Regions from separate parts of the Mus musculus genome. Here region 1 is linked to region 2. The links are chromatin loops, found by intact Hi-C in ENCODE. Cell type or tissue: left cerebral cortex. All regions are shown on one strand. Each heading gives the region's core, and the rest is flanking DNA. Links, peaks and the distances in the headings are about the cores only. Region 1 has its middle 43 kb from the start of Trim2. Region 2 overlaps Trim2 (tripartite motif-containing 2).

Region 1 (4,389 bases), core at 289-4,288, 83 kb before region 2:
GGCACTTTGGCAAACACTTGAAACGTGAGTATCTGCCACCTCGCCCAGGGCAGGCGACAGGCTTGGAATGTTTCCGGCTTCTCTACTGGAAGCTTTAGAGAGCGATGGGTGAGGGATCAGGCTGCGGGAGTGAGGTAAGGGGACCCAAGTCACCAAGCCTAGCCTGGAGGTGGCGCGAGCAAGCTTCAGCCCTGGCAGCTGCGGGAGGGACTTAAGCGCATCGCAGGAGGACTGCTCCTGTGTTCGAACCCAACACAAAAGAACCCTGGGCCTAGGAAGCCGAGGTGCACAGTCCTGTCCAGCCACTTGGGAAAGGCGATGAGCCTTTAGGGTTGTCTCACAGCAATGAGAAATAGCTTATGCCCTCCTGTCCGTGGGGATCTTTGTGCACTGCATAGGGATTGTCGCGGTCCTCCCTGAAGCCACCTCGCTGGGCAACAGGCTCACTGCCCCTGGGTCTGGATCCCAGGGGGATTTCAGAGTTCTGAGACTTCAAGCCTCTCTGCCAGGCTTCACGCTGATTTCTTCCTTTCCTGCACACGGTGCTTGTTCTTCCAGGGCAAGCATATATTTGGAGACTAGAGACAAAAGAAAAGACCCCAATTCCCTCCTTCTCCTCAAATTACGAATCTTGTGAAAAGGTGCCGTGGGTTTTGTTTGATGTTGCCATTGCTTGCTAGTGGAAACCTTATTGTACAATTTAGTATTTTATTTAATTTTGGAGATTTTGAACTTTACACATCTGGCAAAAAAATGCAAGTCTTCTCTGAGGTCTAGGTATCTCTTGAGGAATTTGGCTTTCCCTAAAGGGTTCCAAGAAATGCTCAACACAGACCAGTGCCCCTCCCCCCCAAATGCCTTGTTCAGATACTGGGGTGTCCCCATTGGCCCAGAAGCCTGTGGTTTTGTCTGTCCCAGTCTCCTGAGGTCTCTGTGCAAGGCTTGCTTTTGTTCGCCTGTGATTTCTCGTGTCCAGTATGCAGCGTCCCGGGGTGTGGGACATAGAAGACATGGCCTTCTCTAAAAGGTTCTACAGATCAAGACTAGTGCCAGTTGGCGAAGCCAGCTATGAACAAGTGCTGGAACTTTCAGGTCTGTGTCTTCTCAGGCACAGCCAGGTCACAGCAAAGTGATCTCCAGACCTGCGTAAGAGACACGCCAAGGTTTGGGCTGTTCTTCCGATTCTATTTCCTGGCTGAGTGGCTTTTGTCAGCCTGACCTTTGAGGGTTGATTTAATAAGAGCAAGCCAGACAGGAGGAGAAAGCAAGCAGAAAGGGGTGGCGGGCACTTTAACACTCAGAAAAGCCTCATCCAAACGTAGCTTAGAAACTCAACTGATTATAAATTAGTCTATAGGTAGGAAACTAAATCCATTATGGATACATATTATGGACTATATAGATCCTTTAATTTTACATATGGGATTATGGTCCTGGTCCCAAAGTGAGGCTTGGTATTTGGTGCTTGAATTTTCACTAAATCTCGATCTTCACCCCATGGTGTGGTTTCTCAGTTCTTTGTTAATTAAAATCAGATTGTGACTAAGTGAATGTGCCGTGAAAAGCAACCAATGTGGCTCTGAGGTATGAAGAATGACGTAGAAGCCAAATCAAGCCTTTCTATTAAATTTAATGGTGAGATAAAAAAAAAAAAAAGGGTGCTATTCCCAGTGTTCCCTGATCTGGAATGGAAAATGTGGGTAAAGTGTAGGGCGTTGAGAATGGGTCAGTCCAAACAGTGAAGAGCCAAGACATCAAAGCTGTTCTAGGGAAAGAGAAGTAAGTTAGTTACTGCCAAATGGGGGTAGAGCTAGGGAGATAGGTAAATCAGACCCTGATTGGCTCCAACAAAGGGACTATAAAATGGTGCCATTCACTGCCACAGAGCATCTAGAAGAAAATAAGTTGTTAACCACTTTCACCTTAGCCCCTTCCAGCCCTGGCTCCAGACCTTGGACCTTTCAGCCTCTTCTACAGAGGCCAGGTCATTTCCCAGGCTCAGATTTTAACTCATCTGGCCTGGTGAGAGCTCTCTGGGTAAGAAAATAGATGGACAGACACCTGCCCATGCCTTAGATGCCCAGGTCTGTCGCTGCAGGGGCAGGCAGGGGGCGCAAGTGCTGAGTGAAACCATGGTCTAATAGGGTTAACTGGGGAGGGCAGTAGAAGCTTACATTCAGGCTAGCCAGCTCTGCTGGAGGGAACCAGGAGTCTAGCTTTTGTTAACGTGAAACCACTAGATCTTTACAGATTGGCAACTAATTAAAATAACTAAAAGTGCATCGTGCTTGCCAAACAATATGCCCCTGCCAGGTCTGTCTTACAGTCCAGATTGGGCAGCCTCACCAGACCTTGTCTCCCCAGAACAGGACAGTGCATGGGGCACATGGGGTGGTGTTGGGTGGGCTACCACTTGTCCCAGGACCTCTATCTTCCATCCTTGAAGTTTATGCTTGCTTGCTTCGTTCCCTCCTCTTCCCCTTCCTTTCTTTATTTCTATGAAAGGAGAAATAAAGCCTGCTCTGGCAAATGCCGGCCTCTTTCTCTGTGGAGGCCCATAGTTTTCTGACCTGAGAGCTCTGGATTACTGAAATGAAGAAACAATCTCTAGTTTCCTAGAGGCTTTTCTGGCTGTGAATCAAAAGAGGTTGATCTTCACAAACTGACCACCTCTGTCTCCTCCCTGAATTCAACCCCACAGAGTTCCCTGGCAGCCTCCTGTGGAGGTGGAAATGGTCCATGGGCACTGGGAAATGAAGAGAAAGACACTGTCCGTCTCCTGGGCTGGAAAATGGGCACATGGGAAGGGGTAAGAAACAAGGGTTGTCTGGTGTATGTAAACAGTACTGTCAGCGACATAAGATCTAGTCTCAGTTCACGTGTATCTTACGTTTTCCTTCTCTAAGCCACAGAAGCAATTGAAAGTATTGTGTCTCTATTAGTCAAGAAGCATACAATGCTGCCCGCTCTTTACAGGTTGAAACATCTTTGTTGGGTGGCGAAATAATTCAAGATAGCTAGAAGACTCTTGTTTGCGTTCTCCCTCCCTTGTCCTTGGGCCGAGGCTCTTGTATTTTGACTTGGCTCTGTATTGTTTCTGTTCCGTTTGATTTGACATATATTAACCATACATATTTATGGGGTATAATGTAATGTTTTATACATATTTATCTTCTGTAACTATCAAGCTGTGCTAATTAGCATATTATAATTTCAAGCTTTAGTAATTTTTTTGTGACAGGACCATTTGAAATCCTCTCTTCTAGTCATTTTAAAATGCAATACATCTTGTTAACTGTAGTCATCCTGTGGGAGCACCAGGATTTATTTCTCCCATCTACATATTTTTTGCCAGTGACAAATCTTACCCTGTTTTCTTTCCCCTCTTCTCTCGCAGTCTTTGAGGACCAAAGTCTGCTTTCTCCTTCTGGGACGTCAGGTCTCAGGTTCTGCGTGAGTGAGGTCATGCAGAGTTTTCTTTTTGTGCTCAGCCTATTTCCTGAGGGTCTTCCAGGTCCAACCTGTTATGAATGACAGGATTTTATTCTTGTTATACCCAAAGCATATCCCATTATCCAGGTAACAATTTTCTTCATCCATTCATCTGTCAGTGCACAATTAGGTTGATTCCATTTTGTACAAAACATGGGGTACTGGTGTCTTTTTACTTGATTTTCTTTCCGTTGGCTATCTACCCAGGGTTGAACTTTTAGATCATACACGTCTTGTTTTCAGATTTTTGAGGAATGCTGTACTGTTTTCCAACATAGCTACAGTCATTTACATTCCCAGCAACCATGTGCAGAGATTCCAGTCTCTCCTCAGCCCATCAGAGTGTGGCTTCTTGGCTCTTTGTCACAGACATTTGAGCCAAGGTTAGTTGATATCTTCTTGTGGTTTTGATTTGAATTCTCTAATGATCAATGCTATTAAGCACCTTTTTATTATTCCTTGGCCATTTCTGTGTCGCAGTAGCCCAGCTTTATCTGACCAGCCATCTTGGTTATAACTACCGTTTTGTCTGCCAAGCGATTCGACCACACATTCTAAAGCCTGTAAGAAAAAGCAAAGTCATGAAAATAGTCAACTAAGTATTTTATACAATTCCTAGAAGTTTTTTTTTAACCAGTGTTATCATGCTGATAGTTTTTAAAGGAAGCCAGCTATATTCAGCCACTTTGTCTAGCTTAGTGTAATAGTCTCTTTCCTCCCACCTCAGGGTCCCAGGACCCTCTTCTCTTGCTGGTGCTATGGTTCATCTCTGTTCATAAATCCAGTGTGAATTGTATCTTGTACAATTCTGGACACTGCCCTGTCTGAATCTCGCTTTTTGGCATCATCTTTGTGCTGGCTTTTATACACTTGGTCTCCTGAAATGTGACTCCACTT
Region 2 (4,389 bases), core at 114-4,113:
CTCTTAAACTAATGAAGGTGGTAAACTTAAGTACTGAATAGTATTGCCTGCCTCCACTGTGAAAGCTGTGAGTTCCATTCTACCATGTATGCCTTTGATCCTGAAATATTGGTTACAATATAAAGACCTAAGCACTGTTAGAGAGGCACTTGTTGGCCATTTTGTGCTCTAAATATTTTAAGTGGGTCCAATCGATGACTTGGGAGGAAATCAAGTTATGGGCAAATGCAAAGTTTGTCAGGTTTCTCGATCCTTAACTGAAACCAGAAACAGAACAGAATCTGGTTTCCCCTAATCAGAGTACGTACCATCAACTTTTTTCCTCCCAAATGATTAGAACAATAAAGATCAGAGAAATGTCCTTTGCATTGTGGAACTGTGTTACACAGACCTTTACTTGGGAGATACATTGGGTGGGGAGGGTAGAAGAAGCCCTGTGGTGGATCTGATTTTACATTTCAAGCAATCTGCATTGTTTCAAGCTATTTGCTACACCCAAAGACACAGATTTGAGTTTAATTAACTGTTGAGAATCCATGGTGTCACACCCACCCAAAACACGCCTCTAAATGTGAACTTTTCATCGATTCTCGAATCTGTTCTTCCTGCTTCTGCACTGGCTTATTTGACCAGCAAAGCTGCTTTCTGATTTGCAACACCCTTGGGTGGGTACCAGTTTTGTCTGCACCGCCAGCGATGCTTGCTCCTTATGCCTCCTGGGGTTAATCCTGCAGTCGGGGATTTAGGGATGGAGCCTGGCGGCAGCCTTGCACCGGAGCATGCGAACAGCTGACTGCTGACTCAGAGGGGAAAGCCAGCCACCCGCGAATCTCTTTGCAGCTCGCTGCTGCATCCCTATCCCACAATCCCTTGCTGCAGTGTGGCTTGCTGCAGTCCTTTCAACAGACACTGAGAAAAAGATGTCCTGTGAGATAAAGATTGATTGGTCTGAATTCGGAAGGGGGTCTCCTACTTGTTAATGACCCAGAAACATTCCTGCCGACTTTCCTGAGCCTTCTCTCATTTCCTCCATTTTTCTCTTCCTCTGTCCTGTTCATGAGCTGGCGCATCACTACTTAGAGCAGAAGATATGCTGGGCTTCTGATGATGGCTGCATTGCATGGTAGGGAATTTTAACCAGTCTCTTTGCATGGTGCTTCCAAACTTGAGAAGGTAGCAGAAATGTGCATTGTTCTTTTGGATGGCCGCGGAGCTGCAGCGACAGCCTCGAGGGGGTGTCTTTCTTTACCTCGCTGACTAGTCTGTTGATCGGGAGAAATGGGTAGGTCCTGGGTGCTTGCTTTTCTATCTGGTGGATAACTGCTCCTGCGTCTCTCGCTTTCCTTTCTTGGTGATGCTGCATGTTCTTTGACTACAAAATAGGGGAAGACCCACTCTTTGCCTAAACAAAAGCATCAAATTAACAAACGTGGGGAGAAAGCTGTTGTGAACAGATTAGGTTGTTGTTGTTTTTTTAATCCATTTCAGTCGTTATTGTAATGTTGTCTTGACTTATTTCAAGAATTACTTTTCCTGTATCTTTTTAGTGAGATAAAGTATTAAATTTTCAGGGTTCCTTCCTGGCTACTCCTAGGTGGAGGGTGTGCGATTCTACCCTTCCCCCACCCGGCTCTCTGCCTTGGGTTGAAACGCTCTCTGCCTCCCAGTTACCATTGGAAACCCATTCATTCATAATGCATGACACGACCCCCTGGATTCTAGATGCCATTGAGAGCTGCAAACGTACAAGCATCAAATATTTCTTTCTGGCAATTTTTCTTGCCTTGGACGTACAGTCAAATCTGGGTGGAGCTCAATGAAAGAACTACATAGTCAGAGAGAAATCCTTGGGTTGGCCCTTAGTTCTGCTTCCTTGAATCACGGGTAATTTTTGTGTCAGTTTTTTTTTTTTCCACTCCCTCCTCCTCCTGCAAGAATGCCCCACCCTGACATTAATCCTCATTGTACGGCAATAGGAAAGCCAGTAGGAAGGCCATTTATTTCCAACTAAAAATCAAATGGTGAATAAATGAACTCTGGAGCCAAAAGACAATATTTTCATCTGAAAAAAAAAAAGATAGGTTCTGTGTCATAGCTTCCAAGATCTAGACTTCAAATGAGGCATTTACAAAACTATCTGTTCTTCATCTCATGTTACAGCAGTTTTATTCTCCTTGAGTAAATTGCTGGGGATTTTAAAACAGTGTGATAAAGAGGGCCATTTGATCCCTCCCTAAGTTGCATTTTTCTTTGCGTAGTATGAATTGATTTTTCAGAGTACTTCCCTTATTTTTAGGCAGGTGCTTTATTGGCCCTGTTCTGACCCAGTGTAGTGTTAAATAATGCCGGCCACTGGAGGGCCAGCCCACCAGGACACAATGAGAAGTTTCCTGTGTGGTGTGGCAGGGGAAACTCCTCTGGTGACTAGCCCTCAGACATCCTTAGCAGGGCTTCCTGGCCCTCTAAAGAGTTCTCCTAAAAAGACAAGCAATTTGCATTGCAAAGATTGCAAGGCAATGTAAAAAATTCTCTTGACTTCTGAGAAAGGCTGTTTGGAGACTGATGATATTTAACCCACATAGTTTTTAAAAAGACAGCCAGGTCTGGACAGGTTTCTACTCCTGTGAATGTCACGATCCTAAGATAGTTTTTAAATGATTAGGACAACAAAAGAGTAATGGACGCTATGAGTTATGAAACAAAGTAAAAGCCCGTATTCATTGTCTCTAAAATGAAACTGCCCATCATTGGGATAGCCTTTTGCTCACCATTGGGATAGCCTTGGGCATTGATTTCTCCTAATTCAACACACTTATCTGCCTGCTTTACATACACACCCTAAGTATGAAGACATTTCTTAAAATTACCAAAACTTACATTTTAAGAACCCTCGCACCTCTAATTATTTCTCTGGTGGAGACTAATTCTCTAGCCAAATGTTCTCCTGTTCTAAAACATATAAAAGAGAAAGAAATATTTTAGGTTTAGAAAAATGCTGCAGTTGAAGACCCATGTGTTTGCCAGACCAGTGCTGTTTGGAACACCTCCAACTGGATCATATTTTATTCCTGCAAATTTTTGAATGTATTACTTCTAAACTGTATCAGGGTGTTAACTTGAGCACATCTGTCTTGGCTTTAAAAAGAAAAAAAAATCCTCTGTTGCCATCTGTCCCTTACTACAGGAGGGCTGCAGGTCAGAGCCCAGAGCTTCACCAACATCGGCTATTAGGGTTTTCTGAGTATTTCTGTTCTACAGGTTGTCTGAATTCAGGAGATCGGGTTTCTGCCTAAAACTTGGAGCCTTAGATTAGAACAGAGTGGGGTGGGGTGGGGTTGGGGAGCCAAGTATTCAAATCGCCTCACTTGAAGGAGCCACGTGTAGCTGTTTTTTGTATGCCAGTCTTTCTAGCCACCTCTCCACCGGGTTCTGCCTTCATTGCTCGGTGAAGCGCTCTTTATTCTTTTTCTGCAAACTTATTCCTGAAGGAAGCATGTATGCTAACTAACAACAGAAGGAACACGCTTCCTGTGCACCAGAGGCAAGAGCAAGAGGGTGTCTGTCACACAGGTTTGTGTCTTTGGGAGTTCTGAGCTAAAATACTCTCTCCCTTTTTGTCAGCCTCTCTCAGCTCCCAGAAGAGATCCTTACCCCTTAGCAACATGGCTGCTCCCTGCTTTTCAGTGGTTGCAGAATTCTCAGCTGCTTTTGTGTAGTCCCCAGAGGGAGTCTGGGGGAGCCATGGCACAGTGATGGATTAGGGAGAAGAGACCCCACTCATCTTGATTGTCCCAGGGCATGGCAAAGGTAAATGTCGGATTAGCTTAGCCACTTAACGCTCCTTACTCCTCGCACAGACTCAGCCCTTTGGAACCTTGAAAGTCCAGAGCAAGGCTTAAGAGAGTGAGGACTTGAGTCCCACTTAGAAATCAGCTTCATGTGGAGAAGCCAACACATCAAGGGAGCTGTCACACAGCCATCCCTGGCAGGAGAAGCAGAGCTCTGGGCAGCTCGGGCACACTTTCGCCTGGAGACTGACTGAAATTAAAGGAGAGGTTCTCAGTCCTTCAAACACACACACACACACACACACACACACACACACACACACACACACACACACAGAGAGAGAGAGAGAGAGAGAGAGAGACAGACAGACAGACAGACAGACAGACACACACACACACACACACACACACACACACACACCCCGAAAGAAAAGATCTTGGATTCTAATTTACAAAGTGACTCCCTGGAGTTCAGACTTGATTTAACTGAAAGTGGGTCACCCTGTTTTCATCCCGCTGAAGACTGCCCTCTTTCTTCTAGCTGAATCACCAGTAACAGTGCAAATGCAAGCACAGAAGGATGGCGATGGGCTCATAACAA

Evidence for each region. Peaks named below come from ENCODE experiments on the same cell type or tissue, not always from the same donor. Only the 100,000 strongest peaks of a DNase experiment are listed, where the experiment ranks them.
Region 1: a loop joins it to region 2, with 2.9 times the contacts of the local background. A loop is called at or near these places in 5 of 42 quality-filtered maps.

The regions. Positions count from the first base shown.
Region 1 is chr3:84,300,225-84,304,613 of GRCm38, reverse strand. It overlaps a transcript of Trim2 not described here. Among named protein-coding and RNA genes, the nearest start is that of Trim2, 43 kb to the right of the region's middle. In left cerebral cortex, for the core only: a CTCF peak has its summit at 2,118; a DNase peak (open chromatin) is centred at 2,150; H3K4me3 peaks cover 392 bases; H3K27ac peaks cover 228 bases.
Region 2 is chr3:84,217,363-84,221,751 of GRCm38, reverse strand. The region is part of intron 1 of Trim2 (tripartite motif-containing 2); the gene reads left to right. Among named protein-coding and RNA genes, the nearest start is that of Gm40078, 9.4 kb to the left of the region's middle. In left cerebral cortex, for the core only: CTCF peaks have their summits at 779 and 2,345; DNase peaks (open chromatin) are centred at 1,704, 1,808, 3,523, 3,977 and 2 more places; H3K4me3 peaks cover 3,570 bases; H3K27ac peaks cover 2,899 bases.